2 separate regions of the Homo sapiens genome follow, and region 1 is linked to region 2. A link is an interaction called in ENCODE POLR2A ChIA-PET data of the cell type or tissue named here. Cell type or tissue: A673. All regions are shown on one strand. Links, peaks and the distances in the headings refer to the core of each region. The heading gives the core; the rest is flanking DNA.

Region 1 (16,210 bases), core at 4,210-12,209, 1.6 Mb after region 2:
ATCTTGACTAGTCCAAAAGCCCTTACTCCTAATCCCAACGAGAGCTAACATAAATAGGTGTATTGCCTAAGACAGTTGCTTCACCATAAGACATTTTAGAGAATCTGTACCTTTGAAGTAGAACAAAAAGTGTTGTGGATATGTCTTATTTAGTTTAGGCTATGTTTAACACAGAGATTCATATTGTTTATAGAAGAATTAAGAAACATTTTGCATAATATATGAAATGTTTTAAAGTGTCCATGACCCAGCAATCTCATTTGGAATAATATACCCTCAAAAAAATTGATAATTGAACCAACAGGTGTGTTTTCCTAGGATATGTCTTTTACAGAAAAAATTGAAGCTACCTGAAAATAGGAGATTGAGTGAATTTTGTTGTATCAATATAAGGAAATATATGTAAGCATTACAAAAAATGATTGAGAGTTCTATTATTGTCATTGTAAGACGATATTTTGCTGAGGGACAACAGTAGATTTAAGCAGCATATATAATACAATGGGATTTAACACTTTTGCAAAATTGTGTTTTTATATGTAGATTATAGTGTATTAACAGAGATTAAATAAATGGCAGAATTATGAGTTATTTCTCTTTTTCTCTTTCTACTTTTTCTATAGTGAGCATGAATCAATTTTGAAATTAATGAAATCTGAATCTAAATTTTTTTTAAAAAGTGTTTATTTCTTAGAGTAAAAACACCCAGCAAAAACTGAGGAGGTGACACTTAAGCTGAGTTTTGAAGAAGCCAGAAGAGTTCTCTAGGTGAATGCAGTGGTTCTCCTTCATGCAACAGCAGGGGCAAGGGCTGATATATGTTAGAGGAGTTGCTAGAGAGAATGGCATTTATGAATACTATAAGTAGCTCAATGAGACTAGAACATACAGTGCAATAGAAATATAATGGGTGTGAAAGTCAGGAGGCAAATTTTGAAAATGCCACATATGCCAGGTAAAATAATTTGAATTTTGTCATGAAAGAGTGAGAAAGATATTTTTTAAAGAGTAATGGCATAATAGAATTGCATTTTTAGAAAGATCACTCAGAAGCATTGTGAAAAATGAATTGGCAACCTTTTATCATACACTCTGCCAGACTGAGGCAGTGGCAATGAGGTGGGAAAAGAAATAATTGAGTTTATGGTCTTAGTTGTAGAAACTTAGGGCTTTGTAGGGTGGAAGTATAGGTGTAAACATTGTCAATGATAACCTCTGAGATTCAGGATAATCCAATGGAATAGTCAATGGTGCCATTCCCTGTGACAGAGAGCAAGAGACGAGGGCCAGAGTTAAGGGGGAAGAGGACTCTGTGCTGTACATGATGAGTTTGAGACACACAGAGTTTTTCCAAGTGAAGATGCCGAGTGGGCAGCTGCACATTAGAGCCTGGAGCACTGAAGGGAGATATCAGCAGCATATGTGGATTTGGGGAATCTACTTCCCATGTGCAGGCATGATTTTAAAGGATTATTTTACACTTGCTTTTCACATGCTTTTCATTTCATAACTTAGAGAAATCTGGCTTCCCCACCTCCTCGTATTAAATACTGTTCTCACTAAAATGATCTCCAATGACTTGCAGGAGGCTAAGTCCATATACAGTGAAAGTTGTGGAACGAATAGAGAAATATGTAAAGGAAGAAGCAAAGAGGGCTTAAGAGACAACTTAGAGATCACAATTACTTAAAGTTCTGTTAACGAAAAAACTCAGACACTGTGGAATCCAAAAGCAGGAAGGATGGGAGAGGAGCAAAGGTTGAAAAATCATCTATCAGGTATAATGTTTACTCTGGGTAATGGGTACACTAAAAGCCCAATCCCTACTAGTATGCAATATACCCATGTAACAAACAAGCACACATATCCCCTGAATCTAAAAGAAAGAAAAAGAACCCAAAACTAAGACTGAAATTCATAAGTAGGTGGGAGAAAAAAACATAAGAGACTATTGTTACTAAGGCTGAGGGATGTGAGAACTGCAAGACCCCAGAGGCTTTTTAGTGGTGTTGGAACTTGGCCAAGCCAAATAAAGTCAAGTCTGAATACTTTCTGTGGACTTAGTAACCTGAATGTCATTAGACATCCTCCTAGTGAGAACCGTTTTAAGATAGAAGAGAAAGTGGAAGCCTAATCGCTCTGGATTGTGGAATAAAAGACACACAAAGAGCAAGTGTAGAATAACCCTTCAACAAGCCTGGCAGCAAATGGGAAGGAGAAAGAGGAGGGAGAGAGAAGAGGTGCGAGTGGTGGGGGGGTCACTGGAAGCCTTTTTAAGATTTGCATTTCTTTTTTCCTGCGGGGAAAGGAATGGTAGAATGGGAAAACTGAGGTAATTGAAGAAAAGAAACAGAAGGACACAGCATTCGGACCAGAATGAAAGATCAGCTATGGCTCAGAGGTTAAAGACTTTACCCTTGGAGATGGGTTTATAGGCCTGCAGGCTGGATAGCAATGGAGGTAAATTTGAATGTGGGAAAAATTTGGGAGAATTTTTCTAAGTAGAATACCAGGTACAAATTACAAGTTATATTCAGTTTCTCAAAGAGGGACTAGACCCAGCAATTTCTATGCAGATTATTGGTGCTAAAATAACCCAGGTTAACCACATTAACTTCAGAAACACAATAAAAGGGACTTTTTCATGTATCCGATTAAATTACTATGGAAAAATAATAGAGTGGGGTTAGTAGTGTGAGTGCCAAGAAAGGTGCAATTTAAAATAGTGATCAAAGTAAAACTTACTGAAGTGACATTTAAACAAGATTTGAAAGAGATACTGAGAAAATATTGCATGCCTAAAAGCTGCCATGGGCTTCTATTTTCAAGTAATAACAAGGAAGCTCATGATAGCTAGAGAAGAGTGAGTAGGAGAACAAGAGGAGGAGATTGAGTCAAAGAGGTAATGGGGAGACACATTATGTCACATTTGGAAGCCTCTGTAATGACACTGGCCTTTACTGAGAGTAGATTGGAGAGTCATGGAAGATTTTGAACAAAAGAATGACATGATCAGACTTACATTCTTAGATGATCAGGCTGGCTGCTGTGCTACAAGTAGACTATGAGTAAGGCTGAATTGTTGCAAGTGGGGAGACGAGTTAGGAGGCTATTGCAGTGATCTAGGTGAAAGAAATGGCAAATTGGACCTGGGAGACAGCAGTGTAGATGGTTAAAAACGGTCAGATTCTGAGTATACCTTGAAGGCAAATCTTACAGTATTTTCTGACAGATTGGTTCTATAATGTCAGAAAAAGAAGAGTCAAGGATGAGTCCACAAGCTTGGGACTTAACATCTGGAAGGATGGCATTGTCATTACCTGAAACAGAACAGCTATGGATACAGTTAGGTGTAGTCAGGTATTAGGGAGTAGAGCAGGATTGTAGTTTGCACATAGTAAGTTTGAAATGTCTACTAAGACGTTCTGAGGGGAGATGTCTGGTGGGAAGTCAGACACACAAGTATGTCCAAAGATACTGTCAACACCTTGGCTGGGCACGGTGGCTCACGCCTGTAATTCGATCACTTTGGGAGACTGAGGCAGGCAGACCACCCAAGGTTTGGAGTTTGAGACCAGCCTGGCCAACATGATGAAACCCTGTCTCTAGTAAAAATACAAAAGTTATCTGGGCATGGTGGTGTGCACCTGTAATCCCAGCTACTTGGGAGGCTGAGGCAGGAGAATTGCTTGAGCCCGGGAGGTAGAAGTTGCAGTGAGCCAAGATCACACCATTGTACTCCAGCATGGGCTAGAAGAGCAAAACTTCATCTCAAAAAAAAAAAAAAAAAAAAGATACTGTCAACATCTTGTATCTTTGACAGTATCTTTGGACAGTTGTTGTCCAAAGATACAAGCACCAAGGATACTGTTAATGAATGTGATGATTTTAAAAAAATAAACCTCCAATTCTAGAGAGAAGAGAAGAGAAAGGTTTAATTTCCTGACCTCTAAACCATCTGTGCTCTCAAAACACTTGAACATAGGGTATGGAAGAGGCACAGTCAATATTTGATAATCAAATAATTCAAGCATATTTTTTACTTCCATGAAAGGACAATGCTTCATTTCTTTTAACAACAGGCTTTTGAACTATTGAGTATTCATTGGACTGGGAGTGAGGAAAAAAGCAGATATTCAGACAATATTTGAGACAGGCAAATGTGGAACTCAGAAGTGAGTTTTCCATCTGCCACTTTTTTAGGAGGCCGATTGGGCCAAGCCATTCTGAACCTTCTTTTGCAGCTTTCTTGGGATGAAGCCAGCCTTTAATCTCCTCAAAGGAACTTCTGTTCGTATTCATTGAATTAATGGTTTTACTTAAGAAGTTGATACAGTACAGCTTTAAAAACAACAACGAAACCTACATTATAAATTGAAGTCATCTCCAAGTAGTATATTCAAGTTCTGAATTAATTATATAGGAGATTTTGACCATCCAGAGAACATTACATTATTTCTGTTTATTTAATCCCATTTCATTTTCCTTCAAAAACTCTTCAAATAGGATATAGTCATATACAGGTAAAACTGAATTTTTCATGTAAAAGTGAATTGTAATTGCATGTGACTATAAAGAGATCGTTATCTGTGAAATGGGAAAATGCCTGCAACATCAAGCTTGCACTCTACGTGAGCAGTGACCCTACTATCTTAGCTATGATAACACTGCAAGGAGCTAAACCATCAGTCAGGGTTACTGCACTGGACAGCTTCAGAACCCTCTTGACACTGATTTAATTGAAATAATGATTTTTTTTTCCTTTTACTATCCTGAACATTTCTGTTCTTTTAGAGAGGTCAAGCTACTGAAATACCAATAGTATCCAAAGGGTCCAAAGGGTCAAGGCCAAGGGCAGCAACAAAAGTTTGTCATTGTACAGCATAAGAGGATCTGGTAATGTGGAAGTACCTCACTCCTGTGCCAGCTTCAGTACACGGCTCCTTTTCCCTGAGGCTGGCAGCTCTGGCAGAAATTAAAGCAAACCTTAGCCTCCTAAATCCAATTGCAGTTTGGATTGGAGGAGTTTTTGTTCTGAAAGAATATGTAGTGATCTGTGTTCATACTGTCCATCCTGTAAGCAATGATTAAAACTAATTTAGCTTGGTTATTCATTAAGTCTCCATGGACATTTTTGCATAACTATGGACTTTATATTTCTACCCAACAGTTTAGCACTGACTAGCCCTTGGGTTTATTGTACCCTACACTGGCTTCTTGCTGACAGTACCATGCTTGAGACTGACTTTTGAGTTTGAAAAGAGCAGAAATTCTAGACTAGAATTTCTAGAGGAAGAGTAGGAAGTGGATCACTTCACCTCTCATTTTTATTTGCACTCCAGTCACTCAATACACTGCTTTAGATCAAGGACAGGAACCATAGCCACAGAAAGGTCGTGAGGAAGTACATCATCATTCCAGTCTGTAGTCTACCTAATTCCAAATAGCATGTGATATGTGTATGTGTTTGGGAGGTGAAAGGGTAGGATGCCCTTGCCTTACAAATAGCTAAAGCTCTTAAGGGTAGGGTTGTGCGTTTTATTTCTGCTATAGTCTTGTATTCATCCACACTTCCACTTTAATATAGCCTGAACTCTCTTATTATACACCGTAATTTTTATCACATCTTTCTATTATACAGTGTTTTCTAAGAGATAAAAGTATGGTTTCCACTGTTTTTTTCTTTAGCAATTGCTGGAGTATTATGCTTCAAATTATAGGCACTCTAGATTGACAATTGTTCATATATTTTTGTGCCAAGTAGTCTTTTATCAGTTACTTACATTTAGCAGAATTAGAAGGTCTCATTTTTCTATTGCTGAGTGTCTATATTCATCTTAGTCGTAGCATATTTTCTTAGTTATAGATATTCAATTTAGATTAAAGGCTTAGATGTTGTATTATCATTAATAAAGAGAAATAGTTGGTTTCAACCTAAAATTTTTACCTCTTCAAAATAAAAGATATTCAAGGTAATATATGCTCATGTGATCAGATTTTTTAGTATTTTCTAAAGATTTAAATATAAGAATTCTGTATAATTCAGATTTTTAATAAATAATATTAAAGTGCAGATGGAAAGTTATGCTTTTGTGTATTTATTTATGTTTACTTTCCTAATCAGCTGCATATAAAGGAAGAAATTTCAGTCTATGAAGTGTATATTCTAAAGAGCTATCAAAAATGCCCATGGATGCCAGGGAGAATGTAGCCTTTTACATCCTGAGCTTGACTGGCAGACAGTAGAGTGGTTAAGAACATGGATTCTGGAGTCAGTCACCCTGGGTTTGAATCTCAGCTCCACTACCTATTAGCAGGTGACTTTGAAGAAGACTTTTAACTTCTCTATGCCACCAATTCCTCATCTATAAAGAGAATATAATAACTATACCTATCTCATAAAGTGATTGTGAGGAGTAAGAATTTATGCATAAACAGTGCTTGGCACAGAATGAATACTATACTAATGCTAATTGTTATTATTCACTAATATTCTCATATTGAATATATTCATCAGAGATGAGGAACAGCAAAGTCTGCCTGCCTTTTAGGAAGTTGTGAAGGTTGAAATTGATATATAACTTGGAATAGTGAAGTTGCAAGTCACTGGGAGTCAGAGTTATCTAAAGAAAGGGATTTAGAAGGAATCATACTCACAAACAAATTCTAGCTGAGGACCTTTTAGAGTGGAGGAAAGAGGTGAGGTATAAAAAATTTCTCTTACATTGTCTAATTTTAGAAAATTGACCTGCAGAAGCAGACTGAGGCTAATTACAGAATTCAGCCATCCTTCATAAAAGACCACAAAAATCAGCAGAATGTCATTTCTTACTCAGTATTTCTTGCTTTATTAGAAATCACATTCACACACACACACACACACACACACACAAACACACACACATGTACACAGAGATGACATCCAGTAATGAGGTTTTAACAATTTTGAAGTCATTAAGGTACAGTGAGGAGATAGACAGATTGTCATCAAACTTCGCTTTTCTGGGAGAACAAGTGATAATGACAGCATCTTTAAAGGCAAGAAAAAAATGCAAACAGCTTGCTCTCCCCCTGAGCTCTGATGCTGTGGTAATAACAAGCTCATGCCTTTGTATCTTTTCAAATGTAGTCGGAAATATAATGGAATGGAAAACATGTTTTCCTGAAGTTAAGGGAAAAAAACTACAAGTCAAAGGAGATATTAAAATGCCGAGTTTAAGGAACGAAAACATGGTTCTTATAGCACTTGATAGCAATTTTTAAATAATACTTCAAAAAAAAAAAGCCCTGCATAGGGGACAATTCTCAGCAGTCTCCTTTTTTGATATTTGACAAATTATCAAATTATTTTTCTTCTCCTACTCTTGTGTTTCTTTAATAGAGTCATCAATGTTGTATTCTCCTTGATATTTTTTGGCAAGTGTATAATAAAAAAATTTTAATGATATAATAATTTAAAAGAGAAAGTAAGAACTGATGATCTGGATAGAATTAGTTTGATATAAATATAGAGAAAATTCGAGCTCAGAAATATGAGTGATATTTACTAATAAAGATAGGTAAATAACTCTTAAAGAACTTTTAAAATTTGAGTAGTAAGAGAAGCAATTCCAATCCCCATATTTAAACTTCTCTTTTAGAAGGCGATTCCAAAAAATCTCTAAATTAGCTAACCATTCTCAACCTCTGCCTGCTTAAAGGAAAAAAAAGAAAAAATCAGAAACCACTTGAGCCAATTAATACATATACTAGGGAGAAAAAGAGACATTAAAAACTACCTTCCTTCTTGTAGGAATGGCTGAATAGAGTCAAAAACCGATGAACATTTACAAATGAGGAGAATTAATATATTTTTTGCTTCTCCTAGGAGCTCAAAGTGCATTCATAGTTATGATTTTTTTATCTTCATCTTGGGCCCATAAACGAGATGAAATATATTGTCAGGAGCGCAAGACCAGCCTGGCCAACATGGCAAAACTTCCTCTCTACTAAAAAATTATACAAAAATTAGCTGGGCGTGGTGGCACAGGCTTGTAATCCCAGATACTTGGGAGGTTTTGAGATGTGGGAGAATCAGTTGAGCCCTGGAGGTGGAGGTTGCGGTGAGCAGAGATCGTGCCACTGCATTCCAGCCTGGGCGACAGAGCCAGACTCCAACAAAGAAAGAGAGAGAGAGAGAGAGAGAGAGAGAGAGAGAGAGGAAGGCAGGAAGGAGGGAGGGAGGGAGGGAGGGAGGGAAGGAAGGAAGGAAGGAAGGAAGGAAGGAAGGAAGGAAGGAAGGAAGGAAGGAAGGAAGGAAGTCCTCCTGTCACTATTTAATCATGAAATCCTAAAGCAAAATTATTTAAATGAGTTGGTTCAAGATATAAGATTGGAAGTAACTGAAAATAAAAACCAGTTAATCCTTGAGAGCCTAATGTCCTTTAACAGATGAGTAAGTAAATAAATTGTGGCATCCTGGAAGAGTTTTGCTATAATGGCCTCCAATTGATTTTGACATTGAGATGATAGCAAACATCATACAGAGACCTGAGAAGTGCACCTTACTATTATTGCTCTTTAAGCCTGCCACACCAGTGTGAACAAGCCCAGATTATTCTGATGAATGATTAGATATGTGAGACCACAAATATGGGGTCCATTTATTTGACTTCATCACCCCCACCTAACAATAAGCCAAGCCCCAGAAAAAAAGTGCTACCCAGATGATTCACAGTCAACCATAGACTCATGAGTGAGCCCAACCAAATTCAGCAGAAGAACTGCCCAGCTGAACTCAATTCAAAATGTTGACCTAAAACACAATGAGCAAAAATGAATGGTTGTTACTTTAAGCCACTAAATTTTGGTTTGGTGTGTTATGTCTCAAAAGTTAGTGATAAAATTATATTCACATACTGATAGAACGCCAGTTGAAAATAAAACAATGAATTACTGTTAGATGCAGTAGCTTGGATTAATCTAAAAAATATTATATTATGCTCAGTGAAAGAAGCCAGACACCAAGCAATAAGATTCTATTGTATGAAGTTCAAGACCCAGCAAAAGTATTCTATGGTTATCAAAATCAGAACAGGTGTGGCCTGGTGGGTGGTGTAAGGGTTGGGAGAGTGGTGAGGATGAAAGGCCAAGAAGGAACTTTCGGGGGTAGTAGAAATATTCTTGGTTACTCTAGAGAATGCTGATAGTCCAGTAGTCCAGTTTAAGAATTAATATGCAAAAATGAATTAAGTTGTGCAATATAGGTATTTCTCAGGGTGCTATATGAGCACAGAGAGTGAGGAATGCCTATCTGTGCTTTTTGGTGTTTAGAAAATATTTCCCTGAGGAGTAGCCTTGAAGTAGCCCATGTTTCATGTAGGCATTCACTATATGGTGATAAATGTTGTTTGTTGGACAGAGAAATGCCTTATTCAAAAACATAAAGATATCAAACAGCATGGCATGTATAGTAGAGGAACTGCCAGAGATTTAATATGGAAGAGTAAAGGGGAGCCACAAGTGTTGGGGCTGAAAGCATAGGCTTGAGCCAATCATGAATGTCCTTCGACACTTTGCTATCATGTCTTTACCTTGTGAGCAAAAAGAGTTATCGTTTAGATTTTCAAGCTCTTAGAATCATCCCATCCATCTGACTCTCCACCTGATATGAGACTTGCCTTGCTCACCAGCAGTAAACTGAAGACAATTAGTGACTCACCAATATATGTCTAACATAAGAAGCCCACGCTGGTGTGTAGAAGCACGTGTAAGCAATTCAGAGGAGAACTATAAAATCATGATGAGTCGGAACCACTGAAATGGTAATTAAATGAGTGGGAGGAGCATGTGCATTCTCCTACATGCTCCAGGTTTCCCACAAGTAGTATTAAACTCCTCTGTGATTTGTCTGGTAGCTGAGCCACTTTGTTTCTTGATGATTTCCAAGCTCTGCTAATTCAAAGCTCAGTATTATCATCTGTATCCAGATTTCCGACTTGGAAAACTAGGTGAACTTAATTTTAACTTTTTTTTAAGTGAATGTGAATTCACTCTGATTATTAGAATCTTATGTTCCCTTTGCTTGAGAGTATTGTCAGTTTTGCCTTTTGGATAAACTAAGAAGACTGTGTGAAAATGAGAAGCATAGGATTTAGGGTCCATAGGCATGAATCAAGTCCTCTCATTATGTCTGAATCTTGGGAGAGCACTATATAACTTCTCTAAGCCTCAGTTTTTTCATTTATAAATAATAGATGATGATAGAAATTATCTCCTTAGTTTTGGAAAGAATGGATAGCAGAATGGCTGTAAAGATGTTACCACATGCCCAGAATATAGTGAACAGTAATGGCAGCTATTACTTTAAATAGTAATCACTGGCATTTCCTTTCCTACCTCCCAGCTGTTACCAGGATGTGAGGGGTTGGTTAGATGATTGGTTGGTTTTGAGGTTTAAGCACTAAAAATAAAAAAGTAATGCACAGAAATACAATTGCACTTTTTCCTAGGTTATATATTCCCAAACGGTAATAATGGTATTGCTAGTAATTAATGAAATCCCTTCAGTCTGAGGTTTATGACATTCTGTTTCACCCTTGCATTGGCTATGAGCTACGTAGAAAGAAGACAATCTAAGATTTATATTGAAAAGAAGGTAACTCAGATGGAAAGGAAGAAAGGGTCAGTGAAGAACACCAATTATAGCCAAGTTCTGACTCCAAAGTTATTCAGTCCAACTAGATTATACTGCTACACATGGATAGACTTGACGGGCCTTTTAAGTGACACTTCGATTCAGTATTGTGCCTTTTAAAATTGCTTTGGGAAAAAACTGGTCTTCAAATTTGTGTCTTCCCCAATCCACATTTTATTCCCCTGGAGGGTTCTTTTTCTTTTCCTACCTTCACTCCCATTCATCTTCCTTGCCACATACTGCAACAAGTACTTTGCTTCAGAGGCACGCTTTATTGGATGCCACATAAAATACCTTTTCATAAGCATAAAGCTTATTCCCACAGATGTCATGGGAAAGGGACCAATTGCTCTAAGGTTCCTACTTAACTGTATTTTCAAAACCCTAATAATGCATCTGAGTTTACGATAACATTTTAAAGTCACTCTTCTCTCTAGCTGGTTTGTCCTGATGTTTCCGTTGAGTTTAACTGTTTCTTTTTTAGTGCAATGAGAGTACTACTGACATCATTTTTGTATAATATTAATCAATGCATTATTTTTGATCACTGGATATGTGCTGAAGTCTCAGGTGCATTGTATATTCCACACTTTCCTTATCTTCCAATCTAGTACCTCTAAAAAGAAGGAAATGTTAACGTAGTTTTAGCCCCTTTCTTTTTCCAAATGCACCTATTTAATGCCAGTTATTTTTGCAACTAAATATTTTAATACAAATAATCTTCTCTCCTAGTCTCTACAGAGAAATCTGGCCTTGTGTTCCCATTGTCATCACTGGGGCAGCATACTCCTTCCAGTGAAATTCATGGATCCTTCTTTAGCCTTGTCTACTAATGTTAGAGAATATTCAATATGGGCAAATTTATTTTTACAAATGCCTTACCTTTTGTATAGTTAATTTTGCTATTGGTACCCTATTATCTCTGATCAAAAATGATGTTACTTGTACCATTTGCTCCCCAAAGAGCTATGTAGTGATTTTGTTCAAAAATTCTGTAGACAGTATTAATTGTGTACATTTTACAGAACATTTAAAAATTACACTTTCTGCTTCAAATGATTCATTATGAATAAATCAGAGTTCCTTTTGCACATTACAAACATACAATCTTAAACTTAGCTTTACCATTAAAATAGTATGGTATTATTGATAGTTGCTTTTTACATTTCCCAATTATTTTCAATGAATAGTTTTGGTTAAGGACTCCCCTATGGCTCTTATCTCTAAACCGGAAGGCGATTTCATGGTAGTTCTATTGCACTAGATTGGCCATTTCTTTGATCATCTCCCAACCGGCACATGTATGGAATGGTTGAACTACTGCTGTCAATACAGTTTTAAAAACGAATCTGATATGTAAACCCTGAGAGAGGTATTAACCATAATGACATTTGAATGTTATTAGCCATCTTTCGTCCTGCCTGAGTATCTTCTGCTCTGCCCAGTTTACTAATACACCAGACTCCTCTGAACTAGGATAACTTTTTGATAAGTTTGGACTGAAGAAATCTACCAGTTTCCAGAGACTATTTCATAACAGGAATGATTTGGTAAACCAGTGTTGGCATTTAGTTCAGTCTATTTCCCAACTTAAATAGATAATACCAGTTTGCATGTATGTCTAGTTTTATTTAATCTTTTAAAAAGTGTTTAATACAGTCATGCTTGATGATGCAGCAGAATACCTAAAGGCTGGTATTAAGATATGTTTCTGATCCTCTGAAAAGCTTTTCTGACCCAGTAGGCTGTGAACATTCACAATAGCCCTGGAGGCAATCCTCCATGTGTTATTGCAGGTTGATAACTGCACCTGGATTACTCGTAGCAGAGAAAATTTGCAGTGTGTTCCACAATAGTCCAGCCAGTGGATTAGTATGAGATAAGAATCATCTGGTAAACAATACAGATGATATACCAGCCCACATAATAAAATACTTCATATAAAGACCTTCATTAATAACACTGATATAATCACATTTGAATCCTTTGCTGAAGCAATCTCAAATTATGTAGATGGAATAAGATGAAAAAGAGCAAGTAAAAATCATCTGCAACTTAAAATTATACTTTGTGTGTGCATAATATCCTTCTGTTCAAATTCCTATTACAAAAAGCATGGGCTTAGAGCCTATGAATTATGAATTCAGAACAAAATTGGATTATTTAATTTAAATAAAACATACAACCAATGTATTTGGAATGTGAGATAATTGTGGGTAAAAAGTAGTGTTGCTACTCCTCATTTCTAATCATGTTGGCATAAAGGCACAAAATTAAAATGTGTCTTTGTACTTAAGAAAACAAGCATATCTACTTGGTTTAGATATATTTATAACTCATAAATTATAATATGAAGGTTTTTAAACATAAATAGAACTGTCCTAAAATGTAGTATTTTTCAAGTAAACTTTTATGGTGAGATAATTATAGATCATATGCAATTATATGAAATAAAATGAGAGATTCTGTTTACACTTTACCCAGTTTCTCCAAATAGTATTACCTTGCAAAAATTAGTACAGCTTCACTTTTCGGATCTGGGTATTGATACAGTCAAGACATAGAACAGTTTCATCACCACAAGGATCCCGTATATTGCCTTTTTACGGCCACATTCACTTCCTTCTAACCCACCCCCCTTAGTCCCTGGAAACCACCAACCTGTTCTCGATTTCTACAGTTTTATTATGTCAAGAATGTTCTACAACTAGGATCATATAACATACAACTTTTTGGGTTGGCTTTTTTTCACTAACCTCAATTCTATGGAAATTCATGCAGGCTGTTGCATGTATCAGTCATCCCTTCCTTTTTCTTGCTGAGTAATATTTCATGGTATGGGTATACCAGTTTGTTTAACTATTAACCCACAGAATGACGCTGGGGTTGCGCCCACTTTGGGGCGTTATGAATAGTGATGTTATACATATTAGTGTACAGGTTTTTGTGGGAACATGTTTTTATTTCTCTGAGATAAAATTGCACTCCTGTGTAGGAGTGCAATTGCTGGATCATATGGTAGTTGCGTGTTTAGTTTGTAAAGAAACCTCCAAACTGTTTTCCAGAATGGCTGTCCATAAATGTTTCCCTGTTTCTGCTTTCAAGATATCTGTTTTTGGGTTTCCTAAGTTTGATTGTCATGCATCTTGGCATGAATTTCTTTAGATTTATACTGTTTGTGGTTCACTAAGCTTTTGGAATTAGTAAGTTTGTGTCCTTTGCCAAATTTCCGAAGTTTTCAGTCATTATTTCTTTGAAGACTTTTTCAGTGCTGACCTACTTCTCCTTTTCCTTCAGGACTCCAGTGGGGGAAAAAAAAGTTAGGTCTTTTGTTATTTCCATGAGTCTCTGAGGCTCTGTGCATGTTTTCCAGTTTACTTTGTCTCTGTTTCTTAGTTTAGGTAATTTCTATTGTTCAATCTTCAAGTTCACTGATTCTTTCCTCTGTCACCTCCACATTTTTCAGTTCTAAGTTTTCAGTTTGGTTCTTCCTTATATATTCTGTTTCTTTGCTGAGACCTTCTAATATTTTAATTTATTTCAGGCATGTTTGTAATTGCTTATTGGAGCATTTTTGCGATGTCTACTCTAAAATATGTGTCAGAAAATCTTAACATCTCTATCACCTCTGTGGTTAGGTTACATTGGCTGTCTTTTCATTCAGTTTGAGGCCATCCTCACTGTTGGTATGATTAGTAATTTTTAATTGAAACATGGACATTTGGGGTATTATGCTATGAGACCCTAGATCTTAATTAAACCTTTCATTTTAGTTGATTCCTCTGATGCTGTTTTGATGGGAGAAGGAGGGATGCTGACTTATTTCTGCCAATTGGGGATAGAAGTCCAGGGTTCCCACTTAGCCTCCATTGAGACTTAAGGTGGGAAGGGCTTTTCATTAAGTTTGGGAGGCTGTGGAAGGTCCTGCCCCCCACTAGCCTCTGACTGATAGCTCCATATCTGGCAAGAGCCTTATTACTGCTCCAAGGTGGCTTTCACTGATGCCATGGGGGTGGCGGACTGGCCTCAGTACTGCTGGGCATTGGTAAAAGTCCTGATCTTCTACTAAGCTTCCACTGACATCACCCCAGTGGGGAGAAGAGAGTGTCTGCCTTGTTACTGGAGAGTGAGGCTAAAAGTCTGGATTACTTACTCATGAGGCAGTGGGGAAGTCTTGGCTCCCTACTCTTTGTTGCTGTGGTTGGGGAGTGGGGCTACAATTTTTGTGTTTTTGTTTTGTTTTGTTCTGTTTTCTATGGTGTTGGCTAAAACAAAGAGGTACTATCACTGTAAAATTTTCTGTCTTGCTAGGCTGCCTTTTCCCTTTTCTCTGGTCTTTTGGCTAGAGACAGCAAGGGTTTACTGGGGCTTTTAAAAAATCTGTACCTGTTGGCATTTCAGAGTTATAGGCTTCTTCAGCTCCAAGTAAGTCTGGTGTATATGAAATAATAATAATAATGGAATTCACCCTCATGTACTTTTTTGAGTACCAAAGGCCATAGCTGGTCTGCCTCAAAGTCTTCTTGTAATTGTTATATATATAATGTTCAGAGTTTTTAGTTATACTTAATAGGAAAGATAGGGAAAGGTATCCTTCCCATTGCTCCAACTTCCCAGAAACCGAAATCCAGAATGTAATAGATTAAACGCTAAGGTTGCTATATTTTCAATTATTACAATTAAATCTTTTAAAATACTTACCAAAAGGCTTTGGTTTCATTTTTTCTATTAGCTTCTAAGTGAATTTCTGGGACATACAATCATAATTTGGTCTGTGGATACAAAAAAGAATTTTAATCTGATTTAGTTATACAGAGAAAATATCATTTCCTTCCAGTCAGTGATAATATCAAGATGACATGTAATTCCTTACCAGGTGAATTAGAAGTGAACAAATCACATTAGATACATGAAGGTGAAAAGATAAATAAAAAAAAAATTATACTTAGCTCTGCTTTGAATGACAAAGACTAAAACAACTAGAATATTTTATTTCTTTCACTAGTGGATAATTGTGTGTTTGCCTAGGATAATGCCACAGGTCCCTTCCATTATTATTCTAAGCATCTTTAAATCAGGAACAAAATAAAATTATTTTCTTTCAATTGAAGATACTCATATCTACTCTAACAACATGAGCCTCTATTATCTGCTTTGTGCCGTGTTACTTCCCTTTATACAGCCCAAGCTTCTCTGAACTGGGCCACTTCCTCCTCCCTATTTCTTCCCAGCTCTAGTCTAAACTCCACTTGGAAGATGTACTCTCCATCTCTCCGTACCCCTCTTTATTCCATTTCAAGCCCTCCCACCTCTCAAGGTCTATCTCAAAAGTGCCAAGCACCAACCTACTCCGAGAATGGATTACCAGTTCTTGGAGGAAGCAGCACCTTTATTCAGCCTTAAAGAATGAATTAGTGTCCATTAGTTGTTTTTCCTGATGGATATTAACTCATTCTTTAAGGTCAGCTTAATACCGGGAGATGAAATAATCTGTACAACAAACCCCCATGACACAAGTTTACCTGTATAACAAAC
Region 2 (16,210 bases), core at 3,035-11,034:
TTATATCTTGGTCCTAAAGAACCGTAGTTAGTGGCAATCCTTGAAAATAAATCACTTGGCTAGTATTGGCTCTGGCTATCTCAGGCCTTGCTGATGGTAATTACAATGCTAGAAAGGATAACTCAATTTATTTCCTGAGTTAATTTGTCATAAGTTCAGTTGCAATTGTAAACATGATAAAGGTCACAGAGGCATGACTTTTAGAGTTGATAAAAACAATGTAGTAAAGAACACGAGTATTTATATTACCAGGAATATGACAAAAACATAACAGTCATTCCCAGGGATGCACTGTCGAGTAGATTAAAAATTGTTATCCATGTCATTGGCACTGATGACCAGTTACCTAAAATACAAGTAAGACATCTCACGAAGGCATTTAAGGCTAAAATGAATTCCTTAAACTTTGATGGCATTCATATTTTGCCATTATGAGAAAGAAAAACATTTTACTTCACAGAAAGAATGTATTAAAGTGAAATGAAAATATTTTTATATTTGTCACCCAAATTTAGTGATTGATCTAAAATTTCACCCAGGTGACATTTTTATTAAGACACAGTCTGGAGAAATTTCAGAATTCCACATCTCATTTGCTAATATTTTAAACAAACGATTCACCAGACCTGACTAATTGAATGGTGTATTTCCACTGGACTGAATGTCCTAATTATCATTCAAGACATATCTTAAAGATTTATCAAGCATTTACTCTCCACCTTACCATGTCTAAAGCTCAGAGATATTTTGAGCTCTAAAAGAGTATCACAAGAAATTTATAGCAGTCTGTAGTACAACTATTACCCATTCTTAGAGCAAAGCCACAACTAAAATAGAAATAGACAAAAATAAAATAAAATCATTAAGCATCAACTTATTGGGTAAATTAAGTTTAGATACCCATATGATGCAAAAGGGTCACTTTTATATAAGCTTCCCCATCTTTTAAACTTAGAGCACAGTCTATGTTGTCATTAAAAAAATAATAGCTAACTGAAGCCAGGAATTCATTTTGCAATTGTGTCAATTATTTTAAAGATACCATTATTAAGTAAACTTTAAATTAGTTTGTGTACAACCTTATAGTGACTGGAAATAAGATAAATACAAGCACCCCCTCCCACCGCAGCAAACACACATAACAGATTCTTGAGACTTAGACCCTTAAACATGTCTGCTCATCACTCAATCCATTTGGCCACCCTTTCCGTCCACACCAGGCCAAAGAGCAAAATGTTTTCACAGAAATTCTCTGGGTTGCATATTCTTAATTGCCTGAACTACTGTGGACAAAACATCACATTTTTAAAATCTTAAAGCACTTGTAAGGGTCATACATGTGTGTTTACTGTCCTTGTTGCTTCTGTCCTGGAGAATTTGCTTGACCAGAGCTCTCTCCAGGGCGGTCTGCAGGAGTGAAAGGAAACTGAAATCCATAGCCATTGTACCCATCCAAGTAGACACACTGGAAGAAACTGATGGGACCTAAGGAACAGAGCATGACAGTTTGTTAAAACATGCAGAACATGAGCAAAAAAGCACAGTGAGGCAGTGCAGTGCAGCAGATAAGGTCACAGATTCTGCCAGCAGCCTCCGTAGCTGTTGGCAAGTTACTAAACTTCACTGTGTCTTGGAGTCTTTATGTATAACATCAAAACAACGAAAACCGCACAGAAATATTATGACAGTTAAATGAGTTACATGAGTTACATGTGCTCTTAAAATTCTTCCTGGTATGTAATAAGCCTTTAATAAGTGATAATAAAAATGGCCTGGCAGAGAAAGTCAAAGTTCTGATCATATAGACATCTGTTGATGTGCATAGCAATCATAGAGACATAGTCACAGGTTTCAAAATATGAGCTTATCAATATGCAAAGCAACAGACTGTGTGTGTGTGTTTTATAATGTCACAGAGAGGTGGTGCCAACATCTAGAAGTTTTATTTGCCCTTACTTTAGAGGCAAGAGCTTTCCTAAGGTGGCTTGGTTGCTCTTTGAGCAACAAAGGTAGCAGCCAGGTAGCAGCTCTGAGTAGAAAGCAAAACAGGAAAGTTAAGGGAGTGTGGTGCAAGTAAGGACTCTGGACTCAGTAAGCCGGTGCTCCCAGGTAGCAGCTTTGGTAAAAGATGGCGAGTTTAGCATCTCCTCACAATCTTGGGTGCCTACAAACTTCCAGTGTTTTCTATCCTATCCATTTGCATTCTGTCAACCAGCCATAGATTTTTGCAGAAGGCCAGGAAAGAAAAATCATAGTTAAAGCTAGTGGTGTGTGGGAGATAAAGAAGATGGCCAAATCCATATGAGACTAGGGGTTTATGAAGTAGAATAAAGCAAAGGATAGGAAAAAAGGAAGCTGGAGAAGCAACCAGGGAGTATTCTGATTCCATTTCCATGGGTCACTGGGTTTTCAGGGATGACAATAGTTTGAAGAATCTTGAATTTAGTTATCTTTTCCAATGCATCTCATCTGGAATGATTTCTCTTTTCTTCTATCTTCAAACCGAAGCAATAATACAACTTCCGTCTCTTCAAGTTTGTGGAGGTTATGGGAGCTTGGGGGTTAGGCAGGCTACAAGAGGGACAGTAGTAAAGCCGGCCCTGCACAAGGAGAAATGGAAATCCATTGCTAAAAGTAGAAGGGCCCATCAATGACAGGCTGCCTTCCAGCTGCTTATCAGAAGTGGACACTGTTTTGACACATTTATTTAATTGATGTTGAATAAGCTACTCATTAAAATATTATTATGACTGCAAATATTAGAGCTTAAATTAAAGGCTCATGAATATCAGGCTATAGAACTGCCTTCTTGTAAGACGAAGATAGCAAATATCATTTTGATGCAATAGATCCCCCAACTGAGGTTAGAATATTTGACACCATTTTACTAAAAGTATTTGCGTTTTGTTTTTAATTAAAATTTTTACTTTGAAATAATTGTAGACTCACATGTAATTGTAAGAGTTAATACAGAAAGATACCACATATCTTCACCTAGTTTCCTTCAATGGTAACATATTGTAAAACTATAGAACAATATTCCAACTAGGAAACTGGTATTGATACAATTCACCTGTCTCATTGAATTATATTTTAATAGTTATTTAAAATATATGAGATTTCAAATGTTTATGTGACATAGCCACAAATTATTACCAGTAGGTTAATAATTGGGAAAGCGTTGCTATATAAAATGAAAATATGTCCAGATTGACCTATAATTCTTTTTCTTATGGATTTTGTAATATTACTCAAAGTATCATAAGACTCTGCTTATTTCCCTATATTTCTCACAACCTTATTATATGAAGGATTATAATAAGTGTCTTATCTACTGCAGTAGTTCCAGCATCCAAAGAAGTACTTGGAACATAGTAGGCATTCAGTATCTGTCTAATGAATCACCTATTAATACAGAGTAGGAGGCATTTGCTATTGTAAGGGGCACTTTAGTAATTTCCTGCACAAAAACATCCAAAAAGCACTGGAGAATCAAGAGACGTCATTTCTTCAGACAAATATCTAGCTCTTTACTTTAAAAGCATTATGTGACACAAACTTCAGTTATACCTATTTCAAAAATTGCTTCCTTTATTCTGTTCTGCAATGACTTTAATGCAAATACAGATTTAAAATTTATTGCTTTACCATATGAACAAAAATGTCTAATTTGGAAGAACCGAAATAATGAGAAACTTGGGCATTGAATTTTGTAACTGCACATGAATATTGATTGGATTCTAAAATAAATGATCCCAAAGTTTGAATATTTAGAACCTACCATACATCTAGCAAAATCAAAAAGAATCTTGAATCTTAGAAGTGAGTTTCCAAGCAATTGAATTGCTAAAACCTATTTCTTCATTTTTTCTACCTGATATAAAAAAATTTGGCATATTACTTCAGCTGTCCTATTATAAAGCAGGCAGTAAGACACATTTAAGCATAGATTCAGCCAGAGTACTAAGGATCAGAAATATGTAGAAGGATTTGCGATAAATGCCACTTCAACCATTACTTGTAACTCTTCCAACTATCTGCCTCTTGCCTAACACAAAAGTGATACGCTTCTTTTTAAAATATAAATGACCTACTTTAATGTTATTCTTCATGTCTATGCTAAAAAATTTTTTCTTCGAATACTGGTCTTAAGAGAGTCTAACATTTTTACATAGATGTAGCATCTTTAATACAGAATGATTTATTACTTTTAATCTCATTATAAACTTACTTTTCTGCTTTGTGGGAGACACATCTTCAGTTCCTTCTAGTGGATAAAAAATATAAAAGTAAATAACTTGTACATTTACAACTTTTATATAAATATATATGGGACTGAGAATGTCTAAACAGAAGCACACTATGAAAGAAACAGGAGTTACCCTTTTTATAGTATACTCCAGATTTGTACACAGATTCTATTCATATTTTCACTGTAAAATTTAATAGGCAAGAGCCAGAGAGAGAAAGGGAACCCATGAAAAAAATGTCACGCTACAAACAATTGTTTAAATAGGAAAACTGGCCCTGATGTGTCAGATATTCATTAATGAGGATAGTTGACATGCATCCCTTTCCTGAGAAGGGATCTTTGATGCTCAGAATTACAATTTGGTAAGGGTAAAATCTGGCTAAAGATGAACATTTTAGTCAAAATAATCCCAAATTTGGAGGGACATATGTTTTTCGTGATCATCCTTGCCATGAAAGTAGAGCAGCAGCCCAGTATCCTGCATTCTTCCCTTTTCACGTCTGATTCACTGACTATTTATTTATTTTTGCTGTAGTAATATCCATCGCAAATTTATGTAGTGTTGCATAGCTTGAAACTATTTCTTTGAATCCCTTTCTTCCGATTAGAAGTTCTTAACTGGTATCCACGAATGGGGTTTTGGGGGTTTTTCTATAAAACATTGAAATAATTAGAAGTTGTGAGAGAGTGTGTGTGTGTGTTTGTGTGTACATGTGTGTTAGTGTGTGTGTTTCATAGAAAGTTAGGTTTACAGATCTTATCAATTTTTCAATTGGTTCTAGAGCGGTTCCCCTCAGAGTGTAATCTATATACCACTAGTTTCAGCATCAATTGATTTATTTATATAAATGCAGATTTTTAGGTTCTAACTCAGATATTTAATTCTAGGGAGACCTACAGTTGATCTGTATAAACATTAAAGTTTTAGAAGCACTGGTCTATGAGTAAAAAACCTATTAGGGTGGCTAGTCTTAATTCAATTTAAAAAATATATATATAAAATATAGTATTCAGAAAGGTGTCTTAATACAAGTGTAAATCTCAACTTTTATTTGATAAGGTCCTGACCTGTGTGTGTTTTCTCAAAGCACTATTTTCCACATTGTTGGTTAATTTTGGGCACTGGCAAAGAATTTATACTTCGTTGGCTAGAACAATGCTTAGGCAAATACTTATTGCCTGCAGACAAATTTAGAAGTGGAAGAGAAAATACTTTTTTTTTATATGCAAACTGTGTACCTGGCAAAGGTCTAATATCCAGGATCTATAAAGCACTTAAACAAATTTACAAGAAAAAAGCAAACAACCTCATTACAAAGTGGTCAAAGGACATGAACAGGTACTTTTCAAATGAAGACATACATTCAATCAACAAGCGTATGAAAAAAAGCTCAACATCACTACTCATTAGAGAAATGCAAATCAAAACCACAATAAGATAACATCTCACACCAGTAAGCATGGCTATTATGAAAAAGTCAAAAAATAACATATGTTGAGGAGCTTGCAGAGAGAAGAGAACACTTGTAGACTGTTGGTGGGTGTGCAAATTAGTTCAACTATTGTGGAAAGCAGTGTGATGATTCCTCAAAGAGCTAAAAACAGAACTATCATTCAACCCAGCAATCCCATTGCTGGATATAGCTGGAGGTCATTATCCTTGGCAAACTAATGCAGGAACAGAAATCCATATACAGCATGTTCTCACTTAAAGTGGGAGCTAAATAATGAGAAAACATGAACACAAAGACGGGAGGAACAGACACTGAGGCCTACCCAACGGTTGAGAGTGGAAGGAGAAAGAGGATCAGAAAAAATAACTAATGGATGGCAGGATTAATACCTGGGTGATGAAATAATCTGTACAACAAACCCCCATGACATGAGTTTACCTATATAACAAACATACACATGTACCCCTAAACCTAAAGTAAAAGTTCATTTCTTTTTAACATAATGCCTATTTTATAGCAGCCCTAATGAAAAAGCCAGGAACCTTTCAGAAAAAAAATCAAGTTAGCTGAAGCCCTCATTCTACAGATGGAGAAATTTTGTCCTGGAAATACTTTATGAAGTTCGTACATCTGGAGATCGCAGGTTTTCCTGACTGTTTGTCCTCTGGCTTGGGCTGGAAGAGTGCAGGGGTTGAGTCCAGCCTTCCATTTCTTCCTTCCTTCCTTCCTTCCTTCCTTCCTTCCTTCCTTCCTTCCTTCCTTCCTTCCTTCCTGATGGTGCTGCTAATATAGGTGACTCATCTCAAGTCTTCTTAATAAAATCATGGCATTCTTGTAATTCTTAATGGAATAGTGATTTTGAAGTATTATTCCTGTAGATTGGCAAATAAATGCATCTGACAATTGTAAATAAATCAATACCCAACTAGTGTTTTTAATATGTGAAAAGATGTATATTTTCCAAATAATGTTAAAAAGCTGTTTGCTTTAAAAATAAGCCTACCATGTAAATGTTGCCTAGAAAAGCTTAAGACTAGATCAAGAATAGCTAGGAAAAAAAAAAAAAAGACAGACAAAAACCTTATAGCTTTGAGAGAAAACTTGTAAATGATCCAAAGACAGCAAACTCACCTTTAGCTTTCTTTGAAGCTGGTACATCTTCAACATCTTCTAGAGTACAGAAAAAAGGCACATAGAATCACAGTCAATTTTTCAGTTTTCCCAGAGGAAGTATTGTATTTAAAGGTTTTTAAGAGTCACAAGATCCCTGAATCTACAAACTCAGCATCTACAGTCTCCATAAATAAGAGCTGTCTGACCAAAACAGGCACTTCTCTGACTTGGAGAGAGGATGTGGAGAAAATGATGAGTGCTGCACTATGGTAATCAGGCTGGTAAAGGTTACTTAGGGAAAAGGCTTGTGGTGACCTCCAACACCCACCCCCAGGTTTCCCTCCTCCTCTGACTCCTAAAGCTCCTTTCAAAAATCATAATCATTTATAGAATTTAGGAAAGTTAAGGTAAATGGTTTCACGCATACAGCCTAGATAAAGAGATCAGTGTCTACCCACACAATTTATTAGCAGATTGATTAGATTTTAGCCTTTTTGACAATTCTAAAAAGCCCAGAAATAAACCCATGCACATACATGAGTCAACTAATCTTTGAAAAAGGTACCAAGAATAAACAATGGGGGAAAGATAGTCTCTTCAATATATACTGTTGGGAAAACTGGATATCTATATGCAAAAGGATGAAAGTGGACCTTTATCTTCCACCACCCCAAAATCAATTCAAAATGGATTTAAAGACTTAAATGTAAAACTGAAACACTTTTAAAAGTAAGCACTGGGGAAGAGCTTCTTAACATTGGTATTGGCAATGATTTTATGAATCTGACACTAAAAGTATAGGCAACAAAAGCAAAAATAAACGATTGGAACTATATCACACTAAAATGTTTGTGTACAGCAAAGGAAACAATGAACAAAATGAAAAGGCAAATTATGAAATGGGAGAAAATATTTGCAAGCCATATATCCAAAGGAGGTTGATACCTAAAATATATAAGACATTGATACAACTCAATAACAAAAAACAAATAAATGGGCAAAGGATCTGAACAGACACTTTTCCAAAGACATACAAATGACCAACAGGCACGTGGAAAGATGCCTTATATTATTAATTATCATGAAATGAAATAAAACCACAATGAGATATTACCTCACATCTGTTAGACTAGTGATTATCAAAAAGTCAAATGAGATGTGCTGGTGAGGATTTAAGAGAAAAGGGAACTCTTGTTCACTTTTGATGGGAATGTAAATTGGTATTGCCATTATAGAAAGCAGTATGGAGGTTCCTCAAAAATTTGTTTGTTTATTTATTTATTTTACCACTAGACAATAGTCATCCTCAACATATTTAAGAAGAAGCTACCATATGATCCAGCAATTTCACTTCTGGGTATATATCCAAATATTTATCAAATATATTGTATGCTTGAAACTTTCTAAGAGAGTAGATCTTAAATGTTCTCACCACACAGACACACACACACACACACACATACACACACATACACACACACAGAATGGTGGTAACTACGTGAGGTGATGGCCATGTTAATTAGCTTGATTTTGGTAATCATTTCATAATGTATATGTATATCAAAATATCACATTGTATATCAAATATATATATAATTTTTATTTCTCACTTATATCTCAATAAAATTAGTGGGGAAAGGAAGACACTACATTTGAACTAAAGCTCAAATACATACACAATGACTCTTAAGTTGTATTGTGTAAATCACTTGGTCTTTTCTGCATTCAACTTACAAGCACATATTGGAATAATGTGGAAGTAATTTTAAGTCTGAGGCAATTCTAATGCAATATAACGGAATGATGCTTTAATTTTTAACATTTGAAATTATCTGAAAGAAGGTCAGTTTTGTCTTATTTATTTAGATTTTGCATACTAACTGTTCACTAATAAATGAAAAAGGGGTAAGATAGGGTCAGTATGCAAATTTCGTCTAACAGGAAAGCAATGTGACCTTTATAGAAAAATGCTATTATGTAGAAGAACACAACAGAAAAAGAAACAAAATTACTAGAATTTTTTTTACTATATATTATTAAACTTTTGATCTGGTCAGTTGTAAATAATATTTAAACATAGGTTTAACTCAATTAAATACTGGATAAAATGACCATGGTCTTGAACTGCTTAATCAACTGCTATAAATAATGAAACAGTACAAACTGTTATATGATGTTGTGAAATAACTTAATATCTATATTTTAAAAATGATGTCAGTTCCTAAACAAATCAAATAATATCTTAATTGTGTAATAAGGTCCTATTAATTCCTATGAAAGTTCTGTACAAAAATAAAATGAGGCAAAGTCCGTGTCCAAAAGGAACATATATTTTATTTTTGTAGATTATAGCACACTTGAAACTTATTCTTTGGATCCATTTATTACCACTAGAAAAATAAATACAAATGGAAGGAATAAAGACCTCAGTGTCTTCAGATTCTATATTCTGATCCAGCATCAACTGGCTATAAGTGACAAAAGCTGGCAAGAGCTGAGTCACATGTCAATCGCTCAGGAGACAGAAGCACAAGAAAGTAAACGGCAAACCTAGGACAGTTGCTATAGAGATGCATTTTCTGTGGAAGAGACTTAGCAGCAAACATTTACAGAACTAGGAATAAAATTCAAGAAAGGAATAAGGCACTTACTGTCTACTTATTCTTACAACTTGCACGTTGAGTGAGTGGTAGTTTTGATAAAACAAATATTTGACTCTGAGAAGGTAGAATCATGGCAGTGAAAGGAGTGTCAAAATGTGCCAATGAAATTTTAAAGAGTGACCTGCTTTGTCGGACTGTCAGGAAAATGTTTAATGAAGGAAGTAAAATTTGAAATGGGACTTATAATATTTTCAAGAAGGAGATGCCAAAATTAAAGTGAGGGCAACAATATGAAAAAAGGCTAGAGACAGCGAAGGACAGAGATATTCAGGGAGTAGAGGAGACGTTCTGGAAAACTTGGATAAGATTATCATGTGGAACATCTTATACATCAGGCTAAGTACCCTCAACTAAATTTCATAGCTAGTCAAGGTTGCTCAAGAGACAAATAATGTTTTAGAGATGTACTTGGTAGAAATAAATAAGACTAGAGCATGAGAAAATGAATGCAGAGAATGCAATTTGGCAAGTGTTCTAATAGCACAGAAATAGTACATTCTCCAAGTAGGAGTCACTGAAGGAGTTAAATACAAAAAAAGGCTTTGCCAAAAGAATGAAATAGAACTAAATACAAGTAAGAACAAGAGATTGGTACTATAAGGAAAATAACGATATGTTATTTGAGTTTGGAGAAAGACAGTGGTGCCACTCCCAACTACAATGAAGTCCCTAGGGGACACTGATATTTGCTGGGGATAATGAAAAGTTCAATTCTCTATGGGTTGAACTGTGGTGCTAGGCCAGTCATGCAGTTGCAAATGCTTAGTAGGAAACAAGACAGAGCTGGCAAGATGTCTGAAAAGGTTAGAAGTGATATGCATCAAGTTAATGGGCAAAACTCAGTAAATTGTGAGATCATCACTTTTAATTTTTGCAAAATAGTTAATATTTCTTAAGATTTTCTACATGCTAGGCCCTATTAAGTTATTTCATATGTGTTAACACGTTTGATCCTGAACAACAACCATATGAGGCAAGGACTTTTTTGTTTGTTTGTTTGTTTGTTTGTTTGTTTTTGTTTGTTTTTTGAGATAAGATCTCACTCTGTCACCCAGGGTGGAGTGCAATGACGCCATCCTGGCTCACTGCAACCTCCGAGGTGAGGACTTTTATACTGAATCTACTGTACAAATAGAGGAGAGAGAGGTCCTGCCCAAGGTCACAAAACTCATGAGTGGCAGAGACAGAACAAGAACATAATCCAAATCTCCTATATCAGGGCCTCTTGAAAGAGTGTTGAAATTTATCCCATGAATAGTACACCTGCTATGTGCCAGCCACTGTTCTAAACATAATCCAAATCTCCTATATCAGGGCCTCTTGAAAGAGTGTTGAAATTTATCCCATGAATAGTACACCTGCTATGTGCCAGCCACTGTTCTAAGCACTTTATAAATGTTAACACTTTTCACCTCCTCAGAATATCTGTGAGGAATATACTCTTATTGTTCCTATTTTATAGGTGGGACAATTAAAAATCAGAGAGATTCAATGTCTCAGAGCTATAAGAAGTGAAAGAACTGGTTTTTAAGACTATGGCATTCTGGTTCCAGAGATGGTGCTGTTAATCACTAAGCCATTCTGCCTGCATTAGTTTGTTTTCATACTGCCATAAAGAACTGCCCAAGATGGGTAATTTATAAAGGAAAGAGATTTAATTGACTCACATTTCAGCCTGGCTGAAGAGGCCTCAGGAAACTTACATCACGGCAGAAACAGAAGTCAACGTGTCCTTCTTCACATGGTGGTAGGGAGAAGAAGAATGAGAACTGAGCAAAGGGGACAAACCCTTTATAAAACCCTCAGATCTCCTGAGAACGTACTCACTATTGTGAGAATAGCATGGAGGGACTGCTCCCTTGATTCAATTACCTCCCACCAGGTCCCTCCCACAACATGTGGGGATATGGAAATATAGTTCAAGATGAGATTTGGGTGGGGACACAGCCAAACCATATCACTGCCTCTGGAGGATGAACTTCTAAACCCACTTCTCTCTGATTCTAGTACCCATGCATTATGTTGCCTAACATACCTGCTGGCAGGCTCTGACAGAGTCAAGTTATGCATGAGCCACACACACACTTGTGCAGAACAGAAATGAAGGAGAAGGCATTCCACTAACCCCCTTAAAATGAGAGGGGGTGCTAAATGTGTCCCTCTGCACTTCTAACAATCTACTCTCCCTCAGTGGCGATGAAAAGTTACTTAGTTGTCTTTGAAAATAAAGACAATGAAGAGGTAAGCATAATATTTTTTCTGTTTGCCTAAACATTATAAGTAGTGTAAGCTACAGTTATTTCTAACATTGAAGAATAAAATTGTACTATCTTGACTTTCAAATTCTAGAGTTCATTCTTCGCTTACATAGAAACAGATTCCAGAGGAATCAGAGATAGCAGTGAATCCATCCTCCTATCCAAGCAGTTGTCTGCACTATAATAGAGTCATGAAAAAATGGGCCATCTTGTCTGTATGGCTGTCATTTTAATCAAGGACTAGGTTTTGTATAACTCTTCAATACTTATTTAATTGGGCCTACTGACACAAGGGTTCTTAAATAGCTATCAGTTTATTAAAAATCAATAAATTTACAATAGAAAGTCCTGGATTTTGTTTGGTCAAGTAGTCCTTGTATTTTCTGGTTAACTGAAGGACTTTCTCCTTTGTCCTAAATCCATGACTTGCTTCATTTCACATAACTGTCTGTTTCTACACTTAAGAAAAGTGTTATTCTGTGATCAAGTGGAATGCCTGAAAAAGTAAGAAATTACCTCTGTTCTCTGCCTGAAAGTTTTTACTTATCTCCAATACTGTTCTGCAGCCATGGGTCAAAAAAGTTTCATGGCCAATGGGATTTTTAACAGGGTTCAGGTGTTAAGTCTTCATCTCTTTGGAGTCAAGGGTGGACTTGGTTCTATGAGGTTGAAGACACAGATGATTTAAAGACTTGATCTGTTGGTATTTAGGAGACTGCGTGTGTATGGACTCTAATAAATATGGACTCTAATTACAATTGGCTGATAAAAATTCCAAGTATATGAGAAAATGTAAAGTCCAGCCTCAGCACCAATGGTAGGTATGGTATATAATTATGTTTATTCTTAATTATGTAGGTTTGATAAGTGAATTCGCAAATTTTATACTAAAATGCAGATTTCTCATTCTCAGCAAGCAATCTTATCTTGGTTCTACATTTTATTCTCTAGAGCGGTGGCTTTCACTTTTTTCTTCACAGAATTCCTTTATCATCTTAAAATATTAAAGACCCCAAAATATTTTTTATGAATTATATCTATCAATAGTTACCATAATTGAAATTAAAGCTGCTATAAAGACACATGCACACGTATGTTTACAGCGGCACTATTCACAATAGCAAAGACTTGGAACCAACCCAAATGTTCATCAGTGATAGACTGGAATAAGAAAATGCAGCACATATACACCATGTAATACTATGCAGCCATAAAAAAAGGATGATTTCATGTCGTTTGTAGGGACATGGATGAACCTGGAAACCATCATTCTCAGCAAACTATCGCAGGGACAAAAAACCAAACACCACATGTTCTCACTCATAGGTGGGAATTGAACAATAAGAACACTTGGACATAGGAAGGGGAACATCACACACCGGGGCCTGTCTTGCGGTGGGAGGAGGGGGGAGGGATAGTATTAGGAGATATGCCTAATGTAAATGACGAGTTAGTGGGTGCAGCACACCAACATGGCACATGTTTACATATGTAACAAACCTGCACATTGTGCACATATACCCTAGAACTTAAAGTATAATAATAATAATAATAATAATAAAAAGAAAAATGATAAAACCACCACTTCTAAATTTGGATAATTGGAATATATTCAACACCCTTATCATATATTTGCAAAACAATTTACTAGAAACATATTCATAGCATTTTTCATAGATGGTTGGAATCTCAGTTTCTTCTTCATACAAAAGATTAATTCATAATGTATATTTTGTGATGTAGGCTGTGTGTTTATGTTATAAAAGTAAAATCATAAACAGATTTTTAAAAATTTCAGTCTAGCTTTACAGTCAAAGTGAATATTACCTTGAAGGTTTCCTATGATTTATTCATTTAAGATAAAGTTACTTTTCCAGCAACAACTATGAGAACTACAATGAGATATTTTTCTGTGCCAGGTATGCTACTAGGTACTAGATTTTACACATGTGTTTTAACCTAAGTCTCACCAATACCCTTATGAATTATGGGGAAAATATCTGATTTTACAAGAGAACTTTGAGCCCCAAAGTATTTGAAAAGAACTTCCCTGCAGCAACACATTTTAAAAAGTGTTGAAAGAAGGCATGAAGCTAACTTTCCTCAACATCAAGACCCTCACTCTTTCCTCTAAACTATTCTATCTTTACTTGCAAAGCACTTTGCTCTGTGCCCTGGAGGAACCAAAAGGAAATAGGATGCTACTTAGAAGTAATTTACAAACCCATATAGAGAAAATGAAAAAGTACCCAACCAAATAGAAGGGACTCTGAAGTATGAGATAGTATATGACAATTGATAGTATAACTGCGAGGTAGTTTCAAGATTGAAATGGTCAATTCCTCTTACGTAGATCAAAGAAGTTTTTTATGGACACTCTTCCACTGGTGATGGACTTTGAACAATCGTAATGAATTGCATTGTTAGAGGTACAAAGAATTGTTCAGGAAAAGAGAATGATGGGATCAAATCTAGGAGGCAGCAGTATTAGGAATATAGAATGTTCAATTGGGCTAGCACCTACAATAGGTATAGAAAATGATCACACACACAAAAAATTTTAATGTAGTTTATACCTGGATTATAGAGGCCCTAGACTCCTGGGCTTAGAAATGTAGAATTTATTCCAAATTTACAATGAAGAAATAGTCAGTGTTTCTCACATATATGGCCCAATCATTTTAAAGTTTGGAAAATTTAATGTCAGTGGACATAAAAAGGAAGAATGACAAGTCAGAAAAGGGCCTGCTGGGGAGTGAATGCAATGGTTTAGAGGAGAAACAGTAAAAGCCTACATGACTTAAAACAAAATTAGGGTCCGGGACAAGTAATACTGATTGGTCAAAGTAGAATTCAAAGTTTTATGTCTAAGTGACTAAAGAGTGGAAGTCAGATGGCAAGAGTAGAATCCCCTCTTGGGATATGGAGAGGGTAGAAGGATAAGGGCAAGAAGAAGTTTATGATATGAAGATCAGTTGTAAACTTGTGCAGACAAAGGGCGAAGTTAGGAATTGAATGTGACTGGAGCTGAAAAAATAGGTTAAGCTTCAGAAGAATTTTGGGTCTTATCCACAAAGAAGTAGATAATGTAGAAAACAAAACTGGATGGCCCCACTGAGGAATAGCACAGAAGAGTAGGAAAGAGAGCTGAGGTTGGAAGAATTCAACCTCTGGGGAAAAACAGCAGAAGCCCAGTACTGAGCAAATAGACTGAAAAAAAAAAATCCTATATTATGAAAGCCAAGAGAGGAAAACATTTCAAAAAGGGCAGGCGACCCACAATGTGGAAGGCATTAGAGAGGTTAACAATAGGGGAGAAGTGAGCAAAAGGTAATTCAGCTTTACAATTTGGAACGCTGTGTTGAACTTGAGGTTAGCTATTTGGGGAGACTGTTGGGGCAGAAATGGGGGCAGATATCCAAGCTGCATGGAATTAAACTGAAAGAGTAGAGAGAAATTGCTAGGAGATCTAGTTCAGAAGTGGCTGCAAATGCAAGCAGAGCAAAAAGACAACAGCTCTGAGAAGCAGAAAGGGCAAGGAAAATTTTGTACAAAGGAATATTTGTAGGCAGAGGTAGGAGAAACTCTTATGGTAAGAACTGCAGAGGCATGATTGAGGGAGAAAGCAAGAGAGGATGGAATCAAAAAGGAATACAGAATGTAAATCTTAGGAGAAGCAATGCTTCTTGATATGAGAATGGGAGGCTGATGATAGGGAATATACAAAAGAGTAAAAAGAGATTGTAATTTGGGGAGAAGGCAAACTTTGAAGAACCCACATTTATGGCATGGATTAATTTTGTTTTTCTCAGTTTTAAACATAAAATTTTTCTGTGTAGTGTCCAGTCTGCTCTATATGCTCTTAGCAAACACTATAAATAAATCAAAGCCCCCTAAATAATGCACGTATATGTACCAGCTCAGTTACTCTATGTTCATCTCTACCAGCAGTCTATTTTGATTTGTGCAGTTTCAAGAAATCCTCGTAAGTAAACATGTGGAATCCTTAGTCATAGATGCAAAAAAAGCTTAGCATGAATATTTGTATTCTTCCTCAGCCCTCTTCCTTTATCAAATTCGCTGCCTCTCTCTGTTTCTGCAGAGATACCCAAAGCTCCAAATTATTTTCTCAACTAACTGGCCAAATTGTGTGTAACCGGTTTAACAGAATATTACTTTCTAAGAGTTCACATTTTCCTAAGAAATCTTAAAAACCCACGGTAGTTCAAAGCAACATTTGACAGCCAGTTTATTTTAGCTCTCAGGTGTGAGAAGCTCCTTCAATATGTGCTATTATTTAAAGTAATAACGAGTTTTAAAGAAAATGAACTGCTACACTGAGAACTCACTGAAGATTCTTAAAATTGACTCTAGGGAATAATAAACTATGCAGGGAAATTTCACATTTGGGATTTTGTAGGCAGCACACAGTGAAGCCAGGAGTGTTCAATGAATGTATGCGACCCTTTC

Evidence for each region. ChIA-PET counts read pairs that join two places held together with the same protein. Peaks named below come from ENCODE experiments on the same cell type or tissue, not always from the same donor. Only the 100,000 strongest peaks of a DNase experiment are listed, where the experiment ranks them.
Region 1: POLR2A ChIA-PET joins it to region 2 with 10 read pairs; 2 of 35 experiments call an interaction of 5 or more read pairs at or near these places.

Annotation. Positions count from the first base shown.
Region 1 is chr6:124,771,084-124,787,293 of GRCh38, forward strand. All of the region lies in intron 4 of NKAIN2 (sodium/potassium transporting ATPase interacting 2), which reads left to right. Among named protein-coding and RNA genes, the nearest start is that of RNF217, 180 kb to the right of the region's middle. In A673, for the core only: no CTCF peak of the experiment used is centred there; DNase peaks (open chromatin) are centred at 7,078, 8,068, 8,438 and 9,768; H3K27ac peaks cover 7,088 bases.
Region 2 is chr6:123,217,256-123,233,465 of GRCh38, forward strand. TRDN (triadin) reads right to left here. Exons shown (of 41, transcript NM_006073.4): 39 at 6,838-6,876; 40 at 4,232-4,267; 41 at 1-1,485. The coding sequence ends at 1,346. Among named protein-coding and RNA genes, the nearest start is that of TRDN-AS1, 210 kb to the right of the region's middle. In A673, for the core only: no CTCF peak of the experiment used is centred there; DNase peaks (open chromatin) are centred at 3,466, 5,906, 6,386, 7,056 and 1 weaker place; H3K4me3 peaks cover 1,922 bases; H3K27ac peaks cover 7,112 bases.